Linked DNA regions of Homo sapiens: region 1 is linked to region 2. A link is a loop called in an ENCODE intact Hi-C map of the cell type or tissue named here. Cell type or tissue: endothelial cell of umbilical vein. All regions are shown on one strand. Each heading gives the region's core, and the rest is flanking DNA. Links, peaks and the distances in the headings are about the cores only. Region 1 holds the start of LOC124902205 (a long non-coding RNA gene). Region 2 has its middle 31 kb from the start of MIR4289.

Region 1 (9,290 bases), core at 672-8,671, 75 kb after region 2:
GAGTAGAGTTACCACAAACCTTGTAAAAAGAAGTTTGTAAAAAAAATAACGTAATATCTGAGAGGTGCAATAAAGGAAAGCACCATCAAATGAACTCTGACTGCATTTCATTGATTTTTAATATGTAGGTTTTTTGTTATTATTGTTTTCTTGATAATCTGATTTTTTAAAATTATACCATTCTTTTTTAGCCAAGAAAGTTATCTTTAAATATTTGGCTTATTAGGTTTTCCTGAAATGTTTGGCATTATTGGTTTTTATATTTATGTATTTATTGAGACAGAATCTACTTCTGTGGCCCAGGCTGGAGTGCAGTGGCACAATCTCGGTTTACTGCAGCCTCTGCCTCCCAGGTTCCTCCTGCCTCAGCTTCCCAAGTAGCTGGGACTACAGGCATGCACTACCATGCCCTGCTAATTTTTGTATTTTTAGTACAGACAGGGTTTCACCATGTTGACCAGGCTGCTCTCAAACTCCTGACCTCAAGTGATCCACCTGCCTCAGCCTCCCAAAGTGCTGGAATTACAGGCATGAGCCACTGTGCCCAGCATTTTTTATTTATTTTTTTATTGAGGTAAAATTTACAGACAAAATTAAGCATTTTAAGGTAGACAATTTTGTGGCATTTAGTACATTCACAATGTTTTGCAAACACTAACTCTATCTAGTTCCAAAATATTTTCATTACGCCAAATAAAATCCTATATCCATGAGGCACCTACTCCCCATTACTCACTCTCTCCAGCCCTTGACAATCACCATTCTGCTTTCTGTACCTCTGAATTTACCTATTCTGAACATTTCATGTAATTGAGTCATATGACCAACGTGTGAACTTTTGTGTCTGGCTTCTTTCACCTGGCATAATCTTGTATAATATCTGGGCAATGAAATAATCTGTACAACAAAACTTCATGGCACAAGTCTATGTAACAAACCTGCATTTGTACCCCTGAACTTAAAATATAAGTTAAAACAAAGAAAAAAAAGAGACTTACAGAAAGAAGAAGAAAAAAGACTGAATTATGGATGGGTGGATGGATGGATGGATGGATGGATAGGTCAATGAAAAGATGGAAGGCTCATTAAAATTCTGTTTATCACTAAACATACCTGTTCAGAAAAAGTGTAGCGATGTTTACATTATGTGATATGCCACAAGATGAATTCTGTTCATATCCATTATTAATCCATTCATCCACTGATGGATGTTTGGGTTGTTTCTATCTTTTGACTATTGTGAATAGTGCTGCTCTGAATGTTCATATAGAGAGTAATCTGCATACCTGTTTTCAATTCTCTTAGGTATGTCCCTAAGTGGAATTCCTGGGTCATCTGGTAAGCCTATGTTTGACTTACCATGAAATATTTATTCACAGTGACTGAATCATTTTACATTTCCCCCAGTAATACTTGAGAGTTCCAACTTGTAGATATCCTTGCCAACACTTATTTTTCATTTTATTGATTGTAGACATCCTAGTGGGTTTGAAGTGGTATTTAATTTTGGTTTTGATTTGGATTTTCCTAATGACAAATGTTGTTGGTCACCTTTTCATGTGCTTAATGTCCATTTTTAGATATTCTTTGGAGAAATACTAAGTCCTTTGCCCATTTTAAAATGGTCTTTTCAGTTGAATTTCAATTCTTTATATACTCTAGATATTAATCCCTTATCAGAGATGTGATTTGAAAATATTTCTCCTATTCTGTAGATTGTCTTTTCATTTTCTTGATAATATTCTTGGATGTTAAAAATTTTTGTCTTTATATGTCCAGTTTGTCTACTTTTTCTTTTGTTCCATGTGCTTTCAGTATCATATCTAAGAACCCACTGTCAAATCCAAAGTCATGAAGGTTTGTCCCTATATTTTCTTCTGAGAGTTTTGTAGATTTAGCTCTTACCTTTAGATTGATGGTTCATTCTGAGTTCAGTTTTGTTTAGTGATTCAACTTCATTCTTTTGCATGTGAATATCTGGTTGTTCCAGCACCATTTGTTGAAGGGATGATTCTTTCCCTAAATGAATTATCTTGGTACCCTCTTTTAAAAATTATTAATTTCTTGTTTATTTTATTTTATTTTATTTTATTTTATTTTATTTTATTTTATTTTATTTTATTTTATTTTATTTTTGATGAAGGCTCGCTCTGTCGCCCAGGCTGGAGTGCAGTGACCCAATCTCGGCTCACTGCTGGGACTACAGATGCCTGCCACCACACCAGGCTTATTTTTTGTACGTTTTTAGTAGAGACGGGGTTTCACTGTGTTAGCCAGGATGGTCTCGATCTCCTGACCTTGTGATCTGCCCGCCTCGGCCTCCCAAAGTGCTAGGATTACAGGCATGAGCCACCGTGCCCGGCCAATTTCTTGTTTATTTTCATGTTAGATATTGAATATGGTCTGCACAAGTTTCTTTTCTGTGATTAAAAAATTTTTGTTGTCTCTTTGTGGTCAATTTTTATAAATGTTGAAGATGCTTAAAAGTAGGTGTGTATGTCTGTTTGTAAGATACAGAAATTTGAGTACATATAGTACACAACCTTATATCACATATAATAAAAATATTAGTAGTACTGCTTAAATTCTCTATATTTCTTATTTTGCTAAGTAGTCTTAATTAGTGATGGATTGAAAAAGATGAGTTAATATTTACTATTATACTTTTTGGTGTGTATTTATTTTTGTATTTTCAGTAGCTTTTTCTGTGTATTTTTGTTGATATATTATCTGAGCATAAAGGTTCCTGACATTTTTACATTTATTGTGAAATACTTTCTGCATCATTAAACAATGAGTTCATTTAGGATTTTTCATGTCTTTTGCCTAAAATTAAAATTTGCCTGCTTATTAATACAACAATCCCCACTTAAGTTTGTTGGCATTTGTTTGCTTTATCTTTGTCTAACCTTTAATTTATAACTTTGTAATTTTTTAACATATCTTTTACTTTTGGCATGTAATTAGCTTTTGGATCAAACAAAGAAATTATTTTTTAACAGATTTTATATTTCTATTTATATTTGTATTTCTAACAGATATGCTTGATACATGTGCTTCCTTTTCTCTCTCTCTGTGTGTGTGTATATGTGTATGTGTGTGTGTTTAGTGAAGTGGTGTGTATGTGTATGTGTGTGGTTTAGTGAAGTGGTATGTATAGAAAGTGGTGCACTTACTTTTCTCCTGGTAATTTGAAAGTATTATTGTCTGTTTGTTACAGACTGAATGTTTGTGCCCCTCTAAAATTCATATGCTGTAGCCCTAACACCCAAGATGATGATATTTGGGAGGCGAGCCTTCGTGTGGTAATTATTTTTAGATGAGTTCATGAAAGTGGGACCCTCACGATGGAATTAGCATCCTTATAAAAAGAGGAAAAGAGACCAGAGATCTCTCTCCACACCACCACCATAAGAGAACACAGCAAGAAGGTGGCTGTCTGCAAGCCAGGAAGAGAGCCCTCACCAGGGAACCAAATCAGTAGCACCTTAATCTTGGACTTCCAGCCTCCAGAGCTGTCAGAAATAAATTGCTTTTGTTTAAGCTATCCAATGCTTGACATTTTTTTTATGGCAACCAAATTTACTAAGACACTCTTCTAGTGTTATCTTTGTAAATTTGGAGATATATGTCATCTTTATTAATTCATAACTTTTAGTATCAACTATTCTTACATCATGAAAGATTAGATATTTAGTCTTGATAGATCAAATATTCAACAATATGAATTCTAGTTTTGGAATTCTCCATTAAAGGTGCAATTGATTGGATTTGTCATCATGTTTTTTTAAGGATGAATAGGTACTATATGCACTAAGAATACATACTTTAAGAATAGCTTTCTTTCGTCTTTTATGTGAAGAATAAATTGACTACATGCATAAGTTTGGAGTCTGACTTTTCCTTCTCAGAATTATCTATATATTTCTTCACTGTGTTCTTCCATTGAAAATAACTATTTGGGGAAATCTGAGGTCAGTCTATTTTTCTTCTTCTAAGTAACTTGGCTTTTTTCTCACATTTTAATCTTTAACGTTTTGAACACCATCAGGACTTCAAATATTTTTTTCTTCCATGCTGAATTTTCTTAACTTGCTTTTCTATATATTTTATTCTCTCCAAAACTTTTTTTTTACTTCTTCATTTTGCTTATGTGATCTTTTTAAAGCTGTTCTTCTTACATTGAATCTATTTCCAGCAATCTCTATTTTTATTCCTGCTGCTTCTATTGTGGTTTTCATTTCTGTAACAGTTCTATTGTTATCTTGAATTTTCTTAATCTTCCAACTCACTTTTAACCTTTTTAACTTGTCTTAAAAAAATTTTTTTTGGCTGCATGTGTGGTGGCTTATGCCTATAATTCCAGTGCTTTGAGAGGCTGAGGTGGGAGGATCACTTGAATCCAGGAGTTTGAGATCAGCCTGGGCAACATAGTGAGACCCCACAGTGAGACAAACATTTTTTAAAAATAGCCAAGTGTAGTGGTGCGTGCCTGTAGTTCCAGCTACTTCCAAGGCTGAGATGGCTTAAGTCTGGGAGATTGAGGCTGCAGTGAGCCATGATTATCACCATACTCCAGCTGGGGTGGCAGAGTGAGACCGTGTTTCAAAAACAAACAAACAAAAAACAAAATAAGTAATCTCCTCTGTGATTTTTTCCCCAGTGTCCATGTTTTTCTTTAATTTCTTTAACACTGTAGATTACAATAATTTGAAATTTTTTTTGATGCTTGGAACAATTTTTATCTTGAAATGTATTTTAGTATTATGATATTTATTTACTTTCTCCCATTTTTTTCTCTCTCTCCCTCTCTGAGTAGCAGTGACAGAGGTGAGGGTAGTATTTATGTGCAGCACTGAACATTTTGGGCTTATAAGTCATCTTTGAAAGAGGGAAATTCCATTCAGGTCTATAATGATTTTCATGAACAGAGTGTCCAGATGCTAGAGAGCACAGAGGGTTAGATGGAAACTTCAGCGCAAGTCTGTTTCCTTAGAACAGTTTGTCAGCACATTGCTGAGTCATCTGCCCTTGGGGGCATTCCTTAATATCCTCCAGTCTTTACTCAGCCACATCCCTGGGTGGGAGCCTTTATGTCCCACAGGCCCCTTGTTTGGTGATGTGTATTTGCCTGTGTTTTTTCAGATGACTGTGTTCCACAGCTGCATAACTGTGTACCACTTGTCCCAGGATGTGTGTTCCCCATTTCTCAGGGTAAGTCAACATGATTATATATATCCAGACTCTTCCAATTTCTCTCTTGTCTAATTTTGTTTTTATTCCCTTTTTTCTGTACATCATTTCCATCCATCATTTTTCCTTCTTTGCCTGTTCATTTGAGTGCATAATGTAGAGATAATCATTCCTGTGACATATGGGCTCAAATGCCAAAATTTAATCACCTGTACTCCTAACTTTCCCATCCACTTTTTTTTATAGACCATGTGTTTTCTATTTTATGCAGTTTGCCTGGATTTTACACCATCTCCCAAATTCCCAGATGGATCTTAATATTTGCCTTAAAATATACAAGCGTTTTTGTGTCTCATCTTCATTTTCACATCATGCCTAAGACATGAAATTTTATTTGCTCTGCTTAAGTTTATAGTTTCGAAGAATCCTAAGATTATTAGTTTATAGGAACTATAAGCTTATAGTTCGTAAGAGCCCTAAGAATCCCCAAGTTGTCAAAAATTGAGTATAATACAATTGTTTCCACAGAATCAGTGGTAGAGAAAGGGAGTTAAGAGATGTACTATTTGATACTTGATGTTTATAGACATTTTCTCATAAAGAATTTGTATTAATATTTTAAATGAATGTATTTTATGTTTTTCTAGGTAAAAGTCTTATCAAATAATAATTTGTAAAATGATAAAAACATAATTCTCCTTCAAGTATATAAAGTGTAGAGTCAGTGCATACCTAACATTAAAAATTATTTTTATTTTTATTATTATTATTATTCTTGATGGACAAATCATACCTAACATTAATGAGGGAATCGGCAAGATGACAAATGTGATTCAAAGGAGAATGTAAGGGTCTTATGTAGATATGGTCAGTGAAAGAAAGGCTGCTGGAATATGATGTCTAAGTTAGATGAAAAGAAGAGGTTAATACTTTACCTGACAATACAGCCCTAACCTCTGGAGTTTTTAATTTTTTAATTTTTTAAAATAAAAAACAGCTTTAAAGAGGTATAATTGATATAAAATAAGTGTGCATATTTAAAATTTACATTTAATACTCTACTGACATTTGTATGCACTTATGGAACCATCATCATAACCAAGATAATGATCATACACATCATCCCCAAAAGTTTTCTCATTTCCCTTTGGAATCACTCCCTCTCACCATGTCCCATGCACCCACATCCATAGACAGCCACTGGTCTGTTTTCTGCCACTATAAGTTAAATAGCATTTTGTAGAAATTTATAAAAATAAAAGATGAGTATACACATTGGTTTTGATCTGAATTCTTTCTATCAGCAAAATTATTTTGAAATGTATCCACATTGTAGCCCCTATCAATAGTTTACACCTTTTTTTTTACTGCTGAGTTGTATTTCATTTCATGCATGTAACACAATTTGCTTAATGTATTTACCTTTTGATGATATCCATTCAGCTGAGTATTAATTAATCAATCCATTCAGCTGAGGAAATTACCCAAGACCAGTGAGTGAACTATCTAGAAATGTAAAGGTACCAGTGTTTGGTGTTCACAAAGGGCTGGGGATGGTGCCTTTCCTAATCATCCAGACTGAAAATACACATTCAAAAAATGTTAGGCACGTTACACAGAACTGTCTTGCTTCAATGGTAGGGAATAATTATCCCTCAACTAAATATTATATTATTCAAATAGAAAGGCAATATATTATGACCAAGTGGGATGTATTTTAGGAATGCAAGGTTGGCTTAACATTCAGAAACCTGTAAAATACTCCCACTTCCATTTCCATGAAGGTAAAGTGGATGTGCTTTTTCTTGTCTATCAACTTATACACACGCCAATGCTCATTTCAAGAAATAAAAAGACTCTCAAGGGAGGAGTAAAAAAAAAGACCAGCTATTAATAGGTACCTCAGTCTAAGTAGCAATATGGTGGTGAACTCCTGAGTTTACTTTTACCTCATATATCAGAATGGATGTTGGCAAAGTTGGCAGTACAATGATGCCAACAAGTTCAGACAAAAATAGTCCAAACAAAAACCTACTCTTGCTAGCCAAAACACCAGAAAAGGAGCAGCCTCACAAGATATTAAACTTTTAGACTGTAATTGCTCAATTCCAATCAAAAAACACAGAAAACACTTGATCCCATCCCCACCTACACCAGCAAAGGCCAAGGACCCCAAACTCCTAACCTCATGAAGTAACAAGGTGTTCCAAACACCCCTATCCCCAATTTCTTCATCCTGGTTGGTATCAGAGCAGCTGGAGTTAAGAGTCAAGACTTTCATCCCCGCCCAACAGTAAGACACCTCCTGCTTCCATGCTGTCAGTGGCCACCATGCCAGGAAATTGAATTTCTATCCTCATAGTCTGTAATAAGAGTGTAAGAATAGAAATGCTGCAGGAACAAATATGTATTCAAATAAGTAATGGCTGAAAATATACCAAATTTGGCAAAAGACTTAAACTACAGATTCAAGAAGTGAAATAAACTCCAAACGAGATCAACACCAGGACACATCATACTAAAGCTTCTGAAAACTAGAAACAAAGAAACAAAGAAAAAATATTGAAAGCAGCAAAAGAGAAAGGATGTCTTACCTACAGAGGAAAGACAGTCTAAATGACAATGAGTTTTCCATTAGAAACCAAGGAGGCAAGAAGGAAGGGTCACAACATTTTGTAAGCGCAGAAAGAACAGAATTGTTAGTACAGAATATTATATCTTTTAAGGATGAAGGGGAAATCAGGACACTCTCAAATGAAGAAAACCTAAGGGAATCTGCTGCCAACAGACCAACCCCAAAAGAATAACTAAAGGAAGTTATTTAACCCATTTCCTCTTTGCCCTGAGAATACTCTTCTCTCTAATCCTAACGTGACATCATAGACATTTCTGTTACATTAGTATTAGAGACAAGTTCTGTTTAGAAGTAACTGCAAAAACAGTTTTTATATTTCATTTTCACATTGAAAATCAGTCAGATTTGACTCAGCCTCAAAGAGCATGTAAAATTAAATGAGTGCTGGCAGTGAGCTGCATTTTTTTTTCTAAAGGGAAATGGGTTAAACATAAAGGAAATTATAAAATAAGAAATCTTGGGAGCTTGGAAGCAGAGACTGGGCTATTATCAGACTCTAAACCAGCTGGCACCTTGATCTTGGACATCTAGTCTCCAGAACTGTCTGGGAGAGAAAATGGCAGAGAGGAGGCAAGACTAACTTTCAACTCCCACTCAGATGGACAGAGCAGTGTGTGGAGACACACATTGTGAAATTTTGCTCCAAGACCTGCCACAGGAACATACCAGGAATGCTGAGAGAATCCAAAGACCCTTTGAAGGAGGTGGGTTGCTGCTGCAGGCTCCATGGGACAGCTGTGGAATTCTGATGTGCTCTTGAAAGTGCCACGCCCTGGCTGGAGGCCAACGAACACAAAACCAGTGCACTAAACAAAAATACAACCACATACCCTCACAGAGTCCACTTCACTCCCCAGCTACCTCCACCAGGTGCTGGTATCCATAGCTGAGAGAGCTAAAGATGGATCACATCACAGGACTCTTTGCAGACACTCCCTCCTCAGTACCAATCCAGAGCCTGGTAGTTCTATTGGGTGGCTAGATCCAGTGGAGAAATAACAATGGCTGCAGTTAGGCTGTCAGGAAACCCCATTCCTAGAAGAAGGGGAAGAGCACCATATCAAGGGAGCACCCTGTGGGACAAAAGAATCTGAACAGCAACACTTGAGTCACAGATCTTCCCTCTGACATAGTCTGCCAAAATGAGAAAGAGCTGGAAAAACAATTCTGGTAATATGACAAAACAAGGTTTTAACACCCCCAAAACATCAAGACAAAAATCTCAGAATTGCCAGAAAAAGAATTAGAAGGTTGACTATTAAGCCAATTAAGGAGGCACCAGAGAAAGGTGAAGTCCAACTGAAAGAAATCAAAAAGAAAATACAGGATATAAATGGGAAAATCTTTAGTGAAATAGATAGCATAAATTAAAAAAAATCACAACTTTTGGAAATGAAGAACACACTTGGAGAATTGCAAAATGCACTGGAAACTCTCAGCAATAGAATCAAAAAGTAGAAGA
Region 2 (9,290 bases), core at 595-8,594:
ACTTCAATTTTTTCCTCTCAGCAACTGATAGAACAATAAACTGAAAATCAGTGTGGGTACAGAAGATCTGATTAACACAATCAACCAACAGGATCTAATTGGCATTTACACAACATTCCACACACAACTGCATAATATGCATTTTGTTGACGCACCCATGGAACATTCACCAAGACTGACTGTATTCTTGGTATATAGTCATTCTTGGTTGGCAAGTAACAACAACTTTTTAAAAACTGAAATAATACAGTGTGTTCTCTGACCACAATAGAATCAAACTAGAGATCCATGACAGACGGGTAACATGAAATTTCTAAATACTTGCAAATAAAATAACACACTTCTAAATAATTCATGGGTCAAAGAATAAGTCTTGAAGGAAAAATGTTAAAAATAGAACTGAATGATAAATGAAAATGAAAATGCAGCATAGGAAGCTATATAGAATACAGCTGAAAGAGTATTGAGAAGAAAATTTTTAGCAATTAATGATTACATTAGAAATAAGAAAATCTCTAAAATCAGTCATCTTTCTACCTCAAAAAGCTAAAAAAAAGGAAAAGTAAAATAAACCCAAAGGAAGCAGAAGAAAACAAGAAAGTCATTTCGAAATCGAAAATAGGAAAACAAAAAGAAAACTAATAAAACAAAGCTGGCTGCTTGAAAAATCAATAAAATCGATGTGTCTAGCAAGAATAACAAAAATAAGAAGAGAGAAGACGCAAATCATCAATGTCAGGAGTGAAATGTGATATGTCACCACAGATCCCACAGCCATTAAAAAGATAATAAAAGAATACTGTGAACAACTTTGTGCTCATAAATTTGATAACTTAAAGGAAAGAAATTTCTTTACCCGAAATGACATAGATAATCTAAATAGTTCTACAATCATTAAAATAATTGACATTGTTATTTAAAATCTCCTAAAAGTAGAATTACCCATTTTTTTAAAATATAGATATATTTGATTACCTATTTAATTGTGGTTTTTCAGGGGCAAGAGATCTCAGATGTTGACTGTAATTTTTTTCCCATAAGTTAAGGAAATCGGGCTTTCAGTTTACTAAATTTTTGAGTGAATTTCATTGGTAAACATAGTGATGGCTGTTTAAAGAGAGCCATGACTCACTTCACCAGTTACAGTAACATAATTTCCCTTTCTGCACTTAGTTTTTTACATTATGTAAAAGTCAAACATGCTATTTTTAATTTCACTTTTTTTCACAATGATACTTTCGCAGATTTTCTCATCACCCGCTGCCTCAATTCTTCACATGACCCTTCTATGTCACTCTCTTTAACCTCCTCTTTAATTCTCCTCAGGCAGAATTAATTACTCCCTTATCTAGGTCCCCCGAGGACTGAATGCACAGTGTGAGAATTACTTGTCTTCAGGACACCCTTCCCTTTACATGCCTTTGCAGCCTGCCTCCTTGCTGGAGATCTGGTACATGGCAGGCATGCAATGATTTTTGCTGACTTGAAATCTAAATACAGAAGATTGTTTAGGAGTAAGCCAACAACAAAACAGAAAGTGACATCCTCCCCTGATTTTCACCAAGTTGGCTTTTGATTACCAATAGAGAACAAATGAACATCATTCTCTTCAAAAGCAGTTTGTAGGGGAAGGTTATCAATCTTCATAACAATAAAAGCATTTGTTTTGTGAGATTGATGAAAGATTTTGTAAGCAGTTTTGTCACCATGGGGTAAAAATGATCGGTTTCATGGGAATTATATCTGTTGAGCTTATAAAATCTTACTCATTTTTGCACAGGAAGTCCCACTTATATGTTGCTAAAATAATAAAGTTTGTAGATAGGAAATTGAGTAAATTGTGAGTTTGGCCATGGCTGAAATGGAATTAGGGTATTAAATCGTGTGGTTTCAATCCTACCATATTTATTCATTTCCAAACAGTTTGGGGGATTATTTGTTGACAGTCACATAATTAATTATTGGCTGTTATAGTGGCATGCGTTTCCTTGACAAACAAGAGTTTAGTTTAATTCAGAGAGTTAAATCTGCTTTAATATCCAGACACTTGTGGCTGTAGGGTCTCTTTTGGAGACTGAATTACTTAATAATTGGCTCTTGACTTTTTGCAACTGTAATGTCCTCGAAGTATATAATAGCTCCAAACAGTAAGCTTGGGTCCCCAGTACTTGATTTTTAACTGGGTCTACGAGGCAGTCAAGAAGGAGGTGCTGAGGAGAGCCACATCACACACTCAAGGAACCGTTGTGATTCTCCCATCTTGCCCACCCCATGGAAAGAAGGGTCCTCCCTTTTTCGTCTCACTGCTTGAGGTAATGACACCAATTCTATAGTCTAGGATAGACAAAGACTCCCAGAGAAAACAGAAAGAAATAAATGAAACACTTTCTGAAATTTTTCCTCCTGAAATAATATTTTGTTTGTACTTAAAAAAAAGAGAGATGATAACTTATTGCTAAACCTTTAGTGTGTCTACATGGGAGAAGTGACTCAGCAGGTCTTGGGCCAAACTGCGTATTTGTTTAACTTCAATCTCAGGAGAGCCAAGGAGTAAAACCATGGCACTATCTTTGTTGCAACAAAGACTTCTTGCTTGATGAGCATTCTTGGCAAGGGAGCCTTCATATTTTAAAAGGCTGTAACTGTTTATGGCTATCAGCTTATCACTCTAAAACCAAAGGAGGCCTGAGGACAAAGAGTGAGCCAGAGGGGATGTTAAGGGAGGGAGGGTTCTCCAGGAAGCAGAGTCCTAGGCAGTCTGCAGTCTGGACCCATCACACTGCAGAACTGGGCAGGGTGACCAGGCATCTGCAGCTTTCTTGTCTCTGAGCAAGTGAGAGTGCTGGTCCTTGTACACCAGCATCAGAAATGAGAGCAGACAATGGAGGAGGGTGAATGCAAGGGGTGCTCAGGAAGAAGCACAAGCAACACCCTACAGGGGTTGAAGGGAGACCATTTTCTGGGTGGGAATAAGTAGAGATTTATGAAAGAGCCGATATTCACACGTGGCCACAGGATTTTGACAGAGTGGTGGCAGGACCTCCAGGTGGAAGGAACCAGTGAGCCAAGGTGTTGAGTCCTTAGGCAGAGATGATGTCACCCAATATGTATTTTGTAGCAAAATACATATTTGTCCTTTTTGCTTAATGTATGCTGAGTCATTTAACCCTCACAGCGACTCTTACCCCCGCTTCCTTTATTCTCACTCTTCTCCTCTTTTCCCTCTCAAGATCATCTCCTCTCTTCTTCCCTTCCTGTTGGGAAGTCAAGTGGACGGGGTGGATGGGGAGGAAGGAACTGAACAACTCTACGTGGAATGTTCGGGGAAGGACTCTCTGAGGTGGAAATGTTTAAACTCAAACCTGAAGGGTGAGAAAGAACAAGCCAAGCGTGTGGATTGGGAGACAGAGCATATTGCACTTGGGGAGCAGAGAGCCACTGGGGGAGTGAGTGCACGTGGTGAGGTCAGAGAGGGCCAGGGCATCTTGTAGGCCATATGAGGATTCTCCCAAACTGTCTGGGGGTCCCTGGCTTCATGCTGAAAGGGAAGACAAAACCCAGGCAAGTCCCAGGCTGAGAAGGGCAGAGTCAGAAGACAGAGGGCGAAGCTGCCCCTCAGGGGCTGGATGGGGGCTGATGGGTGCCCTTGGAGCTGCCCCTTTCAGGGGTCAGAACTTCCACAGAAGAATTTGGGGGTGGGATACAACTCAGCCCACAGCCATGTCAAATTGATTGGCATTGGTCATCTGCCTTCTTCAGTTGCTTTTATTTTTCTCTTCTGGAGAGCCAAGAGCCTGAAAGGTAGAATTGAGAGCCTAGAGAATCGAGCCCACGACACAGTGAGGATAATTCCTTAAACTTAATTGCATCTCCCAGATGGATTGAAACTGCCTGAACTGGTGCCCCCCATTTTCCCCTTTTGGAACCAGAATGTCTATAATGGCTCTCCTACACTTATACCATCATTGAATTTGGTGGTCAGATTACTTGTTTTCTAGTTTTACAGGGCCACAGATAGACAGGGTCTGTGGCTCAGGGTGTATCATAGCAGAGCCTCACCTGACTGCTCAAGGCGACTGAAATGATGAGATTTTGGACTTGAAGTGGGTGTTCTAATGGAGTGAGATCTTTGTTGTCATGAGACAGGATAGATGCATTTTGCAGATGAGAGAGAGGAATGTGGTCAGAGGGTAAACTATAGCAGACAAAATTTTTGCCTCCCCCATTTTAGACCTGCCTTTTAATGGACTTGCTTAGTCATTGGGGTTAACTATGAGCAAACACAGTCCCCAGTACAGCAGAACAGAGAAACAACAATGTACCAGGTTAGATCAGAGCAAAGGAATGTTTGAAAACTGGAAACATCTCATATTTAGAAAACAAGAAGTGGGCAAGAAACCAGAGTGTCTGGGGAGCCTATAAGTGCATATGAAAAAGTATGGGCCCACGTTGGGCATGGTGGCGCATGCCTATAATCCCAGGAGGCTGAGGTGGGAGATCGGGTGAATCCAGGATTTCAAGGCTTAAGTGAGCTCTGATTGTGCCACTGCACTCCAGCCTGGATGACAGAGTGAGACCCTGCCTCAAAAAAAAAAAAAAATAAAGGCACAAATGGAAGGTGTTTGTATCAACAGGGCCAGGGCCATGGGCTCTTGGAGTGCCAAGTGTCTCAGACGCAGCATCAATCGTCAGCAGTAGTTGTGGTTCCTCCTTCTGCGTGGTCACCTGTGGAGGGCCTGCAGTGAGTGTGCATGTGTGTGTGTGCATGTGTACGGGGCATAACACTGGTGGCAAAACATCAGGGAAAATCTGGGGCTTCTGTGTTCAAGAAATTAGTTTTATTGTAATTGTACAGAGATAAAATCCCTACTTTCACAGAGTATTCTTACGCACTACTTTCTTTTCTTGGAAATTTTGGGGGGAAAGACTAACAATACATGTTTCTTAGCCGTGGCCTTTCCTAATTTCCAAGAGCTGAATCTCATCCTGCTAAGGTCTCCCTGAAACCAGACTGCTCTGCACCCTCCTCCGCACTCCTCCCCACGGCATGACAGTTACTGCCCATCTTCTGAGATAACTTCAAGGCAACTATGGCAGCTTGTTTTATTTTCTCTTCCTGCAACTCTCTCTGATTCTCTCTTTCAGCATTTAAGGATTGTCTTACTCTAATCAGCAACTCCACCAGGAACCTTTTGTGTTTTTTCGCTCTGTTTCTCCCCCACTATTTGGGGCCAGAGCCCTCTGAGCCTCACATAATGAAATTCAGGTCGCTGTGCAGAAAATATTGAGCACAGAGAAACAAACCCCAGGAGGCAAACTCTGAGGCCGGAAGGTAGAATTAGGAGCAGCCAAAAAGGACAGCAGGCGAGTTCAACCGGATGCATGATCATTTCCTGTTCTTAAAATTCCCTTTAATATCCCCAGCCCAGCCCGCTGAGTCGGTGAGAAGCTGGGGAGGAAGAGCCCTGGCTGGGGTCAGGGGCCCAGGCTGCAGGCCCAGCTGGTGGCTCGCTAGTGAGGCCCTGGGGAGACCTCTCAGGCCTGTCTTCAAGTCAGTAAGGAGGGGCCAGTCCTGCAGCTCTACCCTCAGAGCATGGGTGGTGGTGGTGGGGTGTGTGTGTGTGTGTAAGGCAGGTCTGGCTCCAAGCATCAGGAAGTGAGAACTGGGGAGAGATGTCTTTTGTGGGGTTCACACCCTCCCCAGCCGGGTTCTCCCACTCTCCTGGAAGGAACGGGCAGCTAACACCTCAGAGCTCCTGGAACAGGCAGGGGATGCCCACCTCCTTATCTCAGGGAGTAACCTGTGCACAGTCCTGGGAACAGGCACGGTCATCTTAGTGATAGTGACAGTGTGGCCTGGCCTGCAGCAGTGAGTTCTGCACACTTCATTGCGGGGAAGCTGGATGGTAGAAAGTGGAGACATTCAACCAAGATGACGCAGTTGTTTGCAGCCACATGTAGAATTGACGCCTGTCTGAAAACCTCCCCACCATTTGGCCACGATCAGTGCTGACCCTCACTCTGTCCCTGGGCTGTGGCTGACACACACAGGGTCACTGCCAATTGCTCAGGGCTCCTGTCTCTCAATACATGTATTTTCACAAAAAGGACACTCACTAAAGTGATGTCGAGAGCCATCTTGAAGAGGAAGAATAAAAGACAAATAGGCTGGGCGTGGTGGCTCACGCCTGTAATCCCAGCACTTTGGGAGGTTGAGGCGGGCAGATCACGAGGTCAGGAGATTGAGACCATCCTGGCCAACATGGTGAAATGCTGTCTCTACTAAAAATACAAAAAATTAGCTGGGTGTGGTGGCAGGCACCTGTAGTCCCAGCTACTTGGGAGGCTGAGGCAGGAGAATTGCTTGAACCTGGGAAGCAGAGCTTGCAGTGAGCAGAGATTGCAGCACTGCACTCCAGCCTGGGCGACAGAGTGAGACTCTGTCTCAAAAAAAAAAAAAAAAAGACCAATAGTGGAACAGTGGAGTAGAACATGGGTAAAGGGAAGTCCTAACCTGTGCCTCTTAATATCTGGTGTCACTGAGAATATTCATCCTCAGGCTTCTTTTGAACCTATCTCCTTGGCCACATGGAATAGATAAATGAGAGATCAGAGGCTTCTGCTGGACTATGAGTCCACCCCTCTCCCAGGCTTGCTCCCTCCAGCCCTGGGCCTGGATGCCAAGTTCCCTGGGGACATGGATGCCACCCACCAGGATGGGACCATTGGGAGTTTCCTCCAAGAGGGTGGAATATGACCATTGTTCCTGACATTGCTCACTTTAATTAGTCCACTAGATGCTCCAATCCTTGAAGGAAACCATGTTTCATCTCCAGTTTACACACAAGGAACCTGAGGCTTAGAGAGCTCTGACTTTAGGAAGTTACAGGTAAACTTTAGAGCCCACGTTCCCTAACTTTGAGCCCATGGACTCCTCATTTGGAGTTCTCAGGCATAGGGTGGAGAGAGGTGTAGACAAAACCCCAGGGTCATGCTTGATCTGCTGTGCAACATGTTCAGCTGCTCCTGGATAAGTGCAAGGTGTTTATTTATTTATTTATTTTTGAGATGGAGTCTCTCCCTGTCGCCCAGGCTGGAGTGCAGTGGCGTGATCTCGGCTCACTGCAAGCTCCGCCTCCCAGGTTCAAGCAATTCTCCTGCCTCAGCCTCCGTATGAGTAGCTGGGACTACAGGCGCCCACCACCACGCCCGGCTAATTTTTTGCATTTTTAGTAGAGACAGGGTTTCACCGTGTTAGCCAGGATGGTCTCGATCTCCTGACCTCGTGATCCACCCGCCTCGGCCTCCCAAAGTGCTGGGATTACAGGCGTGAGCCACCGCGCCCGGCTGCAAGGTGTTTATTAAAAGGATTCCTGCCTATTAACGAAGACTTATTTTTCACACTTTTATTTCAAAACTTGTTTTTGTCCTTTTTATGTTTCCTAATTGTTAAGAAGTGGCTTTATTTCTCAATTTGAGACATCTTTCTCAACCACAGTGTTTCTTTTTGATATTGATAATTAACTTTTTTTGGCCTGTATTTAATGTTGGAAGGCAAATACTATGTCCCAAACTACACTTTAGAAAATGACGATGGTAAACTTCATCTTTTCACATTTATTGATTACCCAATTATCACTTGGATGCTGCTTTACAGCTCAGATCTTATAATTTCACTTACTCCTCATAAGGACCTCATCAGTGGCTATTATTATTATTATTATTTCCATGAGGGCTCAAGAGCTGATAAGTAATTTGTCCCAAAACCATAGAGCTGGCCCCTAAGCCCAGAATTACAGGCCTGTGTCCATCTCATTCAGCCAGTGTCCCCAAGAACAACCTGCATCTGTCTGCATCAGAACCACCAGAGGTGCTGACTAAAGAATGACGCATATTTACCACTCTACCTGCCTCAGCTACAAAGGACCACCACTCCTATAACTTCAGATCTCCAGGGAGGGGGTTGGAGGAGGCTTTTTAAAAACCTTCACCTCATTTATTTACTTGAAGTACACAAAACAGTAGAGAGAACAATACAATCAAGTGCGTTTTACCTAGCAAACTGCCAGCTTTACCAAATAGAAATGCAGGACATTCAGTTAAGTTTGAATTTCAGGTAAAAAATGGATGACTTTTTAATAAAAATATAACGTCACGTGGGACAATACTTATACCGAAACATCACTGTTTTCCTGGCCATCCAATTTTCACCCTCACTCTGCTCTCTCCCCAGTCCTGGCTTATTTTGAAGCCAATCTCAAAATTCCTAGCATTTCATCTTAAACATGTCAGAATACCACCCTAAAATGTAAGACAATTTTTTTTTAAGAAACACAAACACAGTACCATTATTGCACCTGAAAAACACAACAATAATTCCTTAATACCTAGTCAATGTCTAGTTATCTGGATAAAATAAAATGGTATTTTATAGGTTGTTTGTTGAATCAAAATCCAAATAAGGCTCTTTCATTGTTAATCTATAGTTCTTCTCTCTGCCTGTCTCTGCATACACTTGTTGAGACAACAGGTCATTTATCCTCTCAGGATAGAGTAGCTCTCAGGGTGAATCATGCTTTCTTTTATCAGTTTTGCATCCAGGTGTTGTCATTATCATGTTCCTCTGTCCCACATATTTCCTGTTAGTTCGTAGTTAGATCCAATTAGATAGATCTAGTTAGATCTAGAGGCTTCATCTCCTTCAGGTTTCAATTTTTATTAAGAATATAACCTGGGGGGTGTGTCCATTTAGCAAGAGATACAGAATGGTTGTCTCTTTTTTAGAGATATTAGCAACTGTTGATAATCAATATCTACAGTCATAGTTCTTTAGGTGATCCTGATACATAGTGAGAATAAAAACCATTGCACTTTTCCACATTGCTCAGAGCAGGGCGGCTATGCCTATTGCTTTTTTTTTTTTTTTTTAATTTACTTTTTTAAATGAGCAGTTTCTGTGCTAAGAGGAACTATCTCTGGTCCACAGCCTCACAGGGTTCCCAGAATGAAGTATCCACCCTCCATCGTTCCTGAGCCTGGCCTTCCTCCTGGAGTACTGGCAATAACAGACTCCCTTACTCCTTGCAGCACTGTCCAGATGGTTGATAGCCAGATGTTGAGTGGATTTCTTTTTGAATGGATTTCTCTTTGAATGGATTTCTCTTCAAATGACAGGGGAGTCCTGCTAGTTCAGCATTCTGTTGTATTCAGATGCTCAGTTGACACCTCCCGTCATAGTGTGTGGTAAACTCTTATGAGCCCTCCCTAGCTGTTGAGTGATAACTATATAA

Evidence for each region. Peaks named below come from ENCODE experiments on the same cell type or tissue, not always from the same donor. Only the 100,000 strongest peaks of a DNase experiment are listed, where the experiment ranks them.
Region 1: it touches region 2 in a loop (4-fold over the local background); 4 of 110 quality-filtered maps call a loop at or near these places.

Annotation. Positions count from the first base shown.
Region 1 is chr9:88,847,977-88,857,266 of GRCh38, forward strand. It overlaps LOC124902205 (a long non-coding RNA gene), which reads left to right and starts at 5,144. Exons shown (of 4, transcript XR_007061654.1): 1 at 5,144-5,214. In endothelial cell of umbilical vein, for the core only: no CTCF peak of the experiment used is centred there; a DNase peak (open chromatin) is centred at 5,045; H3K27ac peaks cover 1,712 bases.
Region 2 is chr9:88,772,639-88,781,928 of GRCh38, forward strand. No RefSeq gene overlaps it. Among named protein-coding and RNA genes, the nearest start is that of MIR4289, 31 kb to the left of the region's middle. RefSeq lists a silencer at 5,444-5,683. In endothelial cell of umbilical vein, for the core only: no CTCF peak of the experiment used is centred there; DNase peaks (open chromatin) are centred at 2,603, 3,183, 4,313, 5,423 and 1 weaker place; H3K27ac peaks cover 5,052 bases.